Regions from separate parts of the Homo sapiens genome. Here region 2 is linked to region 1. A link is a loop called in an ENCODE intact Hi-C map of the cell type or tissue named here. Cell type or tissue: PC-3. All regions are shown on one strand. Region 1 overlaps BBS9 (Bardet-Biedl syndrome 9). Region 2 overlaps BBS9 (Bardet-Biedl syndrome 9).

The links. A loop is a pair of places that touch in the nucleus more often than their neighbours do. Peaks named below come from ENCODE experiments on the same cell type or tissue, not always from the same donor. Only the 100,000 strongest peaks of a DNase experiment are listed, where the experiment ranks them.
Region 2: it touches region 1 in a loop (10-fold over the local background); 1 of 110 quality-filtered maps calls a loop at or near these places.

The regions. Positions count from the first base shown.
Region 1 is chr7:33,588,434-33,593,433 of GRCh38, forward strand. The region is part of intron 21 of BBS9 (Bardet-Biedl syndrome 9); the gene reads left to right. Among named protein-coding and RNA genes, the nearest start is that of FLJ20712, 140 kb to the right of the region's middle. In PC-3, no CTCF peak of the experiment used is centred here; a DNase peak (open chromatin) is centred at 2,688; H3K4me3 peaks cover 495 bases; H3K27ac peaks cover 3,340 bases.
Region 2 is chr7:33,491,981-33,496,980 of GRCh38, forward strand. The region is part of intron 19 of BBS9 (Bardet-Biedl syndrome 9); the gene reads left to right. Among named protein-coding and RNA genes, the nearest start is that of FLJ20712, 230 kb to the right of the region's middle. In PC-3, no CTCF peak of the experiment used is centred here; no DNase peak of the experiment used is centred here; H3K27ac peaks cover 1,676 bases.

The DNA of each region.
Region 1 (5,000 bases):
AAATTCATTCATTTAAGTTGACAACTAAATATCGTGTGCCTGTTGTGTGCCAAGCGCTGTTCCAAGACTTAGGATACTGTAGCCACCAAATTAGATAGAGATCCCTGCCATTTTGGAACTCTTATTCTCACAAGTGAAGACAATAAGCAATAAGCATGATAAATAAGTGAACTATGTATGTGAGAAAGTAGTAAGTGCTAATGTTAAGTGTTACAGAAAAAGAAAATGTGTGTCAGAAAAGGGGTGGGGGCCACATGGTCATAATTTCAAATTGGGTGGTCAGGATAGGCTTTGTTCACAAGACAATTTTTGAAGAAAGACTTGAAGAAGGTGAGGGAATTATTCATGCAGAAATCAGAGGGACAAGTGTTTCAGGTAAAGGGAATGGTCAGCACCATCCCTAAAGTGGGAATGGGCCTGGTGTGTTCCAGGGACAGCAAAGAGGACAGTGAGGTGGTGTGGTAGGAGAGGAGGCTGGAGGGACCAGATCATGTGCAGCCTTTGTGCAGACATTTGCTCATTTGCTTTTCCTCTGGGTGAAATGGGGAAAGCCATTTTGAATGAAGGAATGACATGACTTTACCTTTTAAAACGATCACGGGTTACTCTTTTGAGAATAGACTATAGTGGGGGTCAGAGGTAAAAATGGGCAGTCCAGTTTAAGGGTTACTCAGAGAAGCAATTTAGCAATACAGTAATTCCCTCCTTATCCATGGAGGATGTGTTCTGAGACTCCCAGTGGTTGCCTGAAACTGCAGATAGTACTGAACCCTGTACTATGAAAAAATGTTGTGTTTTCCTATACAATAACAGGCAGGCAGCATATGCAGCATGGATGTGCTGAACAAAGGGATGAGTTACGTCCCATGCAGGATGGAGAAGGATGACCCAGGATTTCATCACACTACCCAAAACAGAGTGCAATTTAAAACTTGTGAATTATTTCTGGAATTTTTTATTTAATATTTCAGACTGTGGTTGATTGCAGGTAACTTAAACTGCAGACAGCAAAACTGCAGATTACTGTAATTCAGGTAAGAGATGATGATAGATTGTACCAAAGTGGTAGTAGTGGTGAGAAATGGTCTTATTCTGGATATATTTCAAATGTTGAAACAATAGAATTTCCTAACAAAATGGACATGATATGTGAGAGGAAGAAGGGAATTTAGAATGACTCTAGTAGTTTTGGCTCGAGACACTGAAAGGGTGGAGTTGAGATGGGGAAGGCTGTGGGGTGAGATGGGAAAGGTTTGTGAAGGATAAGAGTAAAGTTTGGGACATGTTGAGTTTGAGATGCTGTTAGAGATCTAAGTGGAGATATTAAGTAAGAAGTTGGGTATGAATCTGGGGTTCAGGAGAGAAATCTGGGCTGAAGTTACAAAATTAGGAGTTGTCAGCATGAAAATGTTACTTTAAAGCCAGAAGACTGGATAAAGTCACCAAGGGAGTAAGTTTAGAAAAGAGATGAGGACCAAAAACTGAGTGCTGGATATTGTAACTTTTAGGAAGTTTGGGAGAAGAGAAGGAACCAGCAAAGAATACTGAAAAAGAGCCTGCAGTGAGGTAACAGGAAAAGCAGTAGAATGTGGTATCCTAGAAGTCAAGCAAAAAAAGTTTCAAGGAAGACTGAATGATCAGCTGTGTCAAATGCTGCTCACAGATCAAGTCAGCTGAGAGCTGAAAATTAGCCCATTGATGGAACCATGTGAAGATCATTGTGATCTTGGGCAGCTTCTGTAGAGTGGCAGAGGCAAAAGCTAGACTGGGATGGATGTGTGAGAGAAAGGAAAAAAGAAGAGTTGTAAAGAGCATATATAGAGAACTCTTCGGAGAAGCTTTGCTGCTAAGAGGAGCAAAGAAACGGAAGAAAATGCTGGCATGAAAGTGGGGTCAAGAGATAGTTAATTTTTCTTGATTTGATGTATATTGTTGTCCTCTATTATTGATCTGGACCCTAATCTTTGTTCTTTCTTTACAAAGCTGTTATTTCTTACTGGCCACTGTTTGTTTTTTTGTTTTTTTGTTTTTTTTTTTTTTTTTTACCAGATCAGACAACCAATTAAGGTTTTATTTGAATATTTAACCCAACTATTGGTGTTCCTAGATAGCTATAGTTGCTGCTCTGTCTTCCTAAAATTTACTACCCTTTGTACCTTCAGTTCCCCACTCATCTTACATGAGAATCTCAGGCTTAGACTGGAATAATTTGGCAGTATAGGGCAAAAATGATGCTGATGCTGTAAATGCTTATTATTATAACACTTGTGTATCATTTACTATGAGTCAGGCACCATTTGAAGCGCTTTACATCCATTTACTCACTTAATCTTTACAATACCCTATGAACTAGGTATAATTATTATCTGCATTTTACAAATAAGGAAATTGAAGCAGAGAAAGATCAAGTAAATAGTTTTTCTTTTTTAAAAAAAAAACTAATAATCATGGAGCTGGGATTAAAATTCTGACGGTTTAGCTCCAGAGGCCATGCTTTTGAAGCAACTGGAGAATTTTAAGAGCAGGCAGTTAGCTAGAGAGATTTCATTTTACATAATATAGGAATTTGCTTGAGTGAATGGGTTATGTTTTTGGAGAAACAGGATAGAATACAGGAGCTGATTGGTCATTTCCTTAGATTTACTAGCCTATACATTAGTGGGCTGTGCTCAGCCCACAATCCTGGAAGGATGTGGTGGAACATTCTTAAATGATGACTTTTTTTTTAAAGGCTGTATTTCCTCAAGTTTCATGAATTCCTTTTTAAGTCAACAAGTAAATATTAAGCACCTACTCTTTGCATAAGAGGAAAAAAATTTAACTCCTTCCCTCTATATGTTTATTTTCCTGTGGGAAGCTGATTTGTTTATCACACAGGCTATAGAATCATTTGGAAACTAAAATAGAAAGGGCTTTGCATGTGAATGTAATATTTTACTATTTTTTAAAAGGATCCTTAAAATTTCTATGTCTTTAGAGATGAGGTGTGAACTAAATGATTCTTTGTTAAGTGTTATTTCTTAGAGCACTGGTGAGCAGTTGCCACTGAATCCTTCATTAATAATCCCTTCCTTTTCCAGAAGGACTTGCCAACACCCGTAAAGTATTCACTGGGAGAATTAAAGTCATATAAAAATAATTGGTGTTTGCTTCCTTCAAGGCATACATTTAAATACATTGCTCTATTTCTCTGTTCCTTGGCTGCCTCCTATGTTTAGTAACACTAGATCAGCAGACTTCCTCTTTCAAGGTTCAGCTGCTGGCCATTACGATTTCCCATGAGAAAGCAAACCTACCACTGTTTTACCCTTTTATCTTAATGTTTCATCCATTTGTGTCATATTATCTTGTGGGTTTGCATTTCTCAGTAGTAATAGCACTGCTGGTAAATAGAAAACAATGAATGTGATTATGTACCCCTGGCCGTCGTCGCCATCATCATCATCATCATCATCATCATCATTTGAGCCCTTTAAAAATTCCTATTGTAATCTCAGAGGAGTGGTTATCTATGATAGTAGACTATCCGTGGTTTCATTTTAAAAGGGATGTGTACAGTATTTTCATGTGAATTACTTTTAATGCCTTGGTGACAATTTTGCCATTCACCACTGAGTTCAGCTATGAACATTCCACCACTGGTCTACTTACTCCATCCTCAACTTTTTTACCTGAGCGTTTTTTAGAAAGTCATATATAAATTTATGCTGTATTCATGGCCTGCAGTTTCATGTGTATTTGGCTGTAACTTGTAATGACTAATATATATTGGGAGTTAGAACTGAAAATAATAGCTAACATTTACTGGGAGTCTTTCTCTGTGCCGGGCATTGTGATGAGCCCCATTACAAGCATCTAATTTAATCCTAATCTCTCAGAAAGCACATGCTATATTTTCTGCATTGAAAGGAAAGGGAATGAAGGCCCAGACTTTGACTTTGCTCAAGATACATGATACTTGCCATGTCATGTCCCCTTTCAGAGTGTCCCTTTCTATGATCAATGGTTTAGTTTGCCACTCTGTGTGTATTTCTCTTTTCTTTAAAATACGACATTGTTTAATGGGCTGTTAAACAAATATATCGCTAGATAGTAGAGTTGCCTGGGAATGAGTCCTGAGTGTTTCTTCAGTTTCCTTGTCCTATGTGGAAGGATATGATAAAACAGGCACACTCCAGAGCTGTTGTGTTCTTTTCTGTCTTCTCTCAACCTGTTTCCAAGCCAGTGACCCAGCTGGACTCTCAGTTTCCTAATCACCACCTAGACTCTGTCATTATTAAAAACAACACAATTTGGTCAAGATTATGGCTTTTAATTGGGATGTGGAAAGAAACTCAAGTTGAAGAAATGTTGCCAGGATCATTGGGGAATGAATAGCCACTTGATGCAAGAGGGAAAGCTGTGAAGAACACTAGCTCTCTTATTATGTGGTGTCCAGGCAAAGGGGAGTTATGCTCTTACTATTTCATTTCATTTCATTTTTTTGAGAAATTATTATTGCAGAACCATTGGCTTCCTTTCTTTCTCAACTGTAGCTGTAATGTTTTATTTGTGCATGTGTACTTTTGAGAGAGTATTGGTCTCTGAAGAGGGAGTTAGAAAAGGAAAGTATTTGAAATGGAAATATCTTAAAATTATGTGTCTTTCCAATTGTACATTGGACTTCTTTAGGATTTAGAAACAAAATGGAAAATAAAAAATCACAAATACCTTCTTTTCAAACTAGAAAACATTGTACTGTATAGTGAAGAATTAGTTGAAAGACAGTAGATCTTACATTTCATTGCAGAGTGTTCCAGACATTGATCAAATGGCAAGGAAAAGCAAATATTAACTTTCTTTTCCTCCCCACCTTCTCACAATGGCTGGGCAATACTTTTGTATTCCTGTTTGGAGGATTTAATGGCCTTGTTAACATGTGTAAAAACCCTGTGATTGAAGACTTTAACAAAATAGTGAGTAGAGGTTTTTTTTGTTTTGTTTTGTTTTGGTTTTTTAGG
Region 2 (5,000 bases), 96 kb before region 1:
CTTGAAGCCAGGGGTTTGAGACCAGCCTGGCCAACATGTTGAAACTCTGTCTCTACTAAAAATACAAAAAAAATTAGCTGGGCGTGGTGGCGAATGCCTATAATCCCAGCTACTCAGGAGACTGAGGCATGAGAATTGCTTGAACCTGGGAGGTGGAGGCTACAGTGAGCCAAGATCGCACCACTGCACTCCAGCCTGGGTGACAAAGCAAGATTCCACCTCGAAAAAAAAAACAAAAAAAAAACAAAAAAAAAACTTGGTTGAGTGTTTAGCCAGGGAATAATAAATAATAATAATAATGTTAACCTTTATTGCATGCTTCCTATGTGCTAGCCACCGTGACAAATACATTTTAAGTTGTATCTCATTTAATCTTCAAGCCACGTAATTACTTGTCTCTTACAAAGGAGAAAACTGAAGCTTAAAGACGTCGAGGACCTCCTGGGATTAAATTACCAGAGCCCAGATTCAGTTTAATCACTTATGATGAGGACGATCTCTGTTTTTCCATACCTGTCACAGATTTTTTAATGTTTAGAGTTCATGATTACTGAAGTGGTTACAAACTCAAATGACTAGAGGGCCAGGCAGGTAACACAGATGTAGATGGGAAACAATAAGGAGTAATGTGCAGGACTTGAATGTTGTTCTGAACCAAAGGCATTCAAACATTCAAATGCAGGTTTACTTAAAAGAGGGACAAACAAAGGAATCTGTGGGCCCTTCACCCCAGGAGATCAGTTGTTGGGGAGGAGTCATTTATAGGTATTTCTCATACTCACTTAACCTGATAGCCGTTTGTATAGCACTTATCATCTAGTATAGGAGTGAGTGTGTGTGTGTGTGTGTGTGTGTGTGTGTGTGTGTGTGTGTGTATGTGTTGAAGGGTACAGTATGGCACAGTGGAAAATGCTTGGGCTTTGTAGGTTTTAAAGATACCTGGTTTGAATCTTGGCATTGCTGTGTGATTTTCACCAAGTTGCTTAACCCCTCTGCTCTTAGTCTTCTTCTTCTTTCTTCTTTCTTCTTTTTCAGATGAAGTCTCACTCTGTTGCCTAGGCTGGAGTGCAGTGGTGCATTCTTGGCTCACTGCAGCCTCCACCTCCCAGGTTCAAGTGATTCTTGTCCCTTAGCCTCCTGAGTAGCTGAGATTACAGGCATGAGCCACTATGCCCGGCTAATTTTTGTATTTTTAGTAGAGACAGGGTTTTGCCATGTTGGCCAGGCTGGTCTCAAACTCCTGACCTCAAGTGATCGCCTGCCTTGGCCTCCCAAAGTGCTGGGATTCCAGCTGTGAACCACCGCGCCTGGCCTATTTTTGTTGTGAGACTGTTGGTTCCTTGCAGGTAGCTCTTAAACACATGTATCCCCGTCACTCAGCACACACTTGATGTGGCACACTACTTTTGCCAATTTAGTCACACACAAATCTGAAATTCTTTTCAGTAAGTAATGATAGCCATCAAAAAGCTTGAGGTAAATGAGAATGAGTGACTTGCCCCAAACCTCTCTCCCTGATTCTAATGAAAGTACGTCTCATACCTAATTTTGTCACATATGAAGACATTTATTAAATAAACATTTATAAGCATGGGACAATTCATATGGCTTATTCTGCAGGCTGGGTGAAGGCCCAGCTGTCCTTTAGGTAGTAGACTACCACCTTTCTGGAAAGGTTCCACTGGGGCGGATTGGACAATAATCCAAGGCAGTGTCTTTTTCCCCTCGTAATGGACGTCAAGTAGCTAGAAATCTGCTTCCCAAAGTCAAGACACAGGAACATTTAGGTTTACACCTTGGACCCCATCCCATGAGTGTCTTGCTGGAATTCGTGTACCCTGTTCATGCAGAGGAGGGTCTGAGTATAAAAATATTCAGTCAATCCACATGTCTTTAATACCATTAATTTTTGCCAGTGAACCAATTCTAATATCTATAATGCTGACTATCAAACTTCTGATCATCAAACTTCATTAATCAAAATCCATTTCTGACATTTATTATGGAATGAAAAAGTCTCCAGTGTTGCTGGAGATACTAGTAGCCTAAGTCCTTGTGGTAGCCCCTCTGGCTTGTGGGTTTTGCTGCTGATGAGAAGGATAACTGTTTTGAGCACAATCTCACTGACTCTAGACCGATGGATCTCAACCCAGGGTGATTTTGCCCCCAGGGAGACATTTGACAATGTCCGGAGACATTTTTTGGTTGTCACAACTGGTAATGAGAGATGCTATTGGCATCTAGTGTGTAGAGTACAGGGGTGCAGATAAACTTCATATAGTACCTGGGGCAGCCCCAACAACAACAAATTATCTGGCCCCAAATGTCATTAACGAGGAGGATGAGAAACCCTGCTCTAGAGTGCACTTAAAACTGACGCACATGCTTGCATGATATGACTCTGTGATGATGTATTTTAAAGTTAAATTACAGACTTCATAACACTTGCAGTAAACTCAGCAGTAAAGACTTGAATGAATTTAGGAATTCATTGTAATATAATACATGTGGAAGGTATGGATTTAGAGCCCAGTTATTTACAACCTGTGGTAAACCCAATGAATAACATAGCCTGCAAAAACTTTTCAAAAATGGGAGGCTTTGGTCTTGTTTACCTGGAGTATAGGGAGGGACTTCCCTTACCCAAGTAGTGGTCCTATAAATTACCATCTTAATGGATACTCTTGGCTACTGAGTCATCAGAATTTTAAATTTACTTTAGTATTACAAACATTCATTGAATGCCTGCTGTGAGCCAGAGGCTGTAGGAGGGTACAACAAACAATAAAATAGTCTCTGACCTGGGGGAGTTTATAGCACAGTAGAAATCATGCATAACATATCTTCACCAAGGCAACTTCCAATTACAATGTTCCAATAGCCTGTGATTGTAAAAATAACCTACAGTTTACCCTAGTTTCACTCCATGTGAAACCAGGCAGCTCTCCTCATTGCCTTTTGTATTATTTCCATGTGGTCTGAGCCATATAGACATTTACATATTTTGCCAAAGAACTACCAGATAGTAGTGGTGTAACTATTTTATCTAAAAAAGCAAAAATACATAAAAACTACAAATACTGAAGAGAAGTAGGCCCTCTGAAAAAACTAGATGTTTTAAAAGAGGATTCATAGAAAAGCCTCAACAATTTCACTCTATTGTGAAAATGTCACTTTCACCTCTTAAACTCTGGAACCAAGGAAATGATTGGCAGTGTCACCAGCATTGTTGGGGTCTCCAGCCTCCCTTTTTGCCTTTTTGGGAGCATGCCCTACCTGATCACGTGTAATAATGTGTCTTAGCACTTGCTACCTTAGCTAAAGGAATGCTCTTAGGACACCGCCAACTGCCCATCTATCCATCATTTCCCTTCACTGGAGATGGCACTCGAGGCAGTGTGGGTGGTTGCATAATTACTGACATGTCTGCATGTAGGAATGTGGCCTGAAACATTCTAAACTTAGAAACTATTCAGATCAGACCTTGTAGATGTTGTTTTTGGAGAGTGATAACTGTGGCATTCTCCAGGGCTTGTAAAATGAGCTCTGACATTGCCAACCATAGATTCCAGCTTTAATAGCGATCTGTTCAATGAGTAACCATAGTCCGGAGAACATTCATTCTTCTTTTTACAACCTGATTCCATCAATTATTATTTTTTAAATTGGGGTTTCACTTGGCTATAGGAAGATAATTTTATGGAAAGGGGTAAAAATTTGGTCAGCCAGGGGGAAAAAAAGGTAAAAATAGTAAGCAGGCTTGAGATCAGTTGTATTTTTAACTTTATATTAGCCAAGCATTGGAGTTCGTTTCCTTTCAACTGATTAAGTTACATGTCTATATGGTGAATAAACTTTGCAGAAATAGCAAAATTTGTCTCTATGTCACTAATAAATGATTTATTGTCTCTCTCAGAGTCATACTTATATATATTATAAAGAAATGTCTCAGAAATAATTTGTTTTTCTAAAACCGGTTTTATGTGAATTCTCAAGGCATTTTGCAAGTGTGGATTGGTGTCCGGGATAATTGTAATCATAGACCAGAAAAACCATTGTGACTTCCAAGAGTCACATGATCATACCTTAGTGTTTCGAAGGATCAGGTGGTTTAGCTCATTAGGAGGTCTCTTTTTATGAAGACAAATCATTTTTACAACTGAAGTTTTTTACTGACTGGGTACACTTTTGCAGTTGCCTTAATGGCTACCCAAAATGATACTATGATTAAAAATGTATTCTGGGCCAGGCGTGGTGGCTCTCGCCTGTAATCCCAGCACTTTGAGAGGCCGAGGTGGGCAGATCATGAGGTCAGGAGTTCGAAACCAGCCTGATCAACATGGTGAAACTCTGTCTCTATTAAAACTACAAAAAATTAGCTAGGCGTGGTGGTGGGCACCTGTAATCCCAGCTCCTCAGGAGGCTGAGGCAGGAGAATCACTTGAACCTGGAAGGCGGGGGTTGCAGTGAGCTGAAATTGTGACATTGCATTCCAGCCTGGGTGACAGAGCAAGACTCCATCTCAAAAAAAAAAAAAAGTATTCTGATCCTGGTTTTGGTTTACAAATTTAAGCTAAATGCATGTTAAAGGGGAGTCTCAGGTTTTCTTTACAATATGAAGTGCAATAGAATGAAATCCAGTTCACTGTCCTATTAATACAAAATAATATAATAGCAAAAACAGCTAAGAATTAGATTCTTGCTATGCCTTCAAAGTAAAAGCCTCAGATTTCTCTTTTATCTAGTCATAAGTTCAGCACAGAGGTAATGAATGCATGTAGGTAATGAATGAATTAGTTATAAGCTTGCTACCCAAATGCTTCTTACATGCCTGTCTGGCATTTAAACCATCTCCATGCCGTTTCTTTTTCATTTGAGCCCTATTTCATTGTTTTTGGTAAAAGAACAATTCTTTTGGATACAAATTGGATCATTTCATCCAAAGTAAAAGCTTAGCCCTGGTAAAATCTTTTCTTTTTTCCTTATTGCAAAGCCTTTGC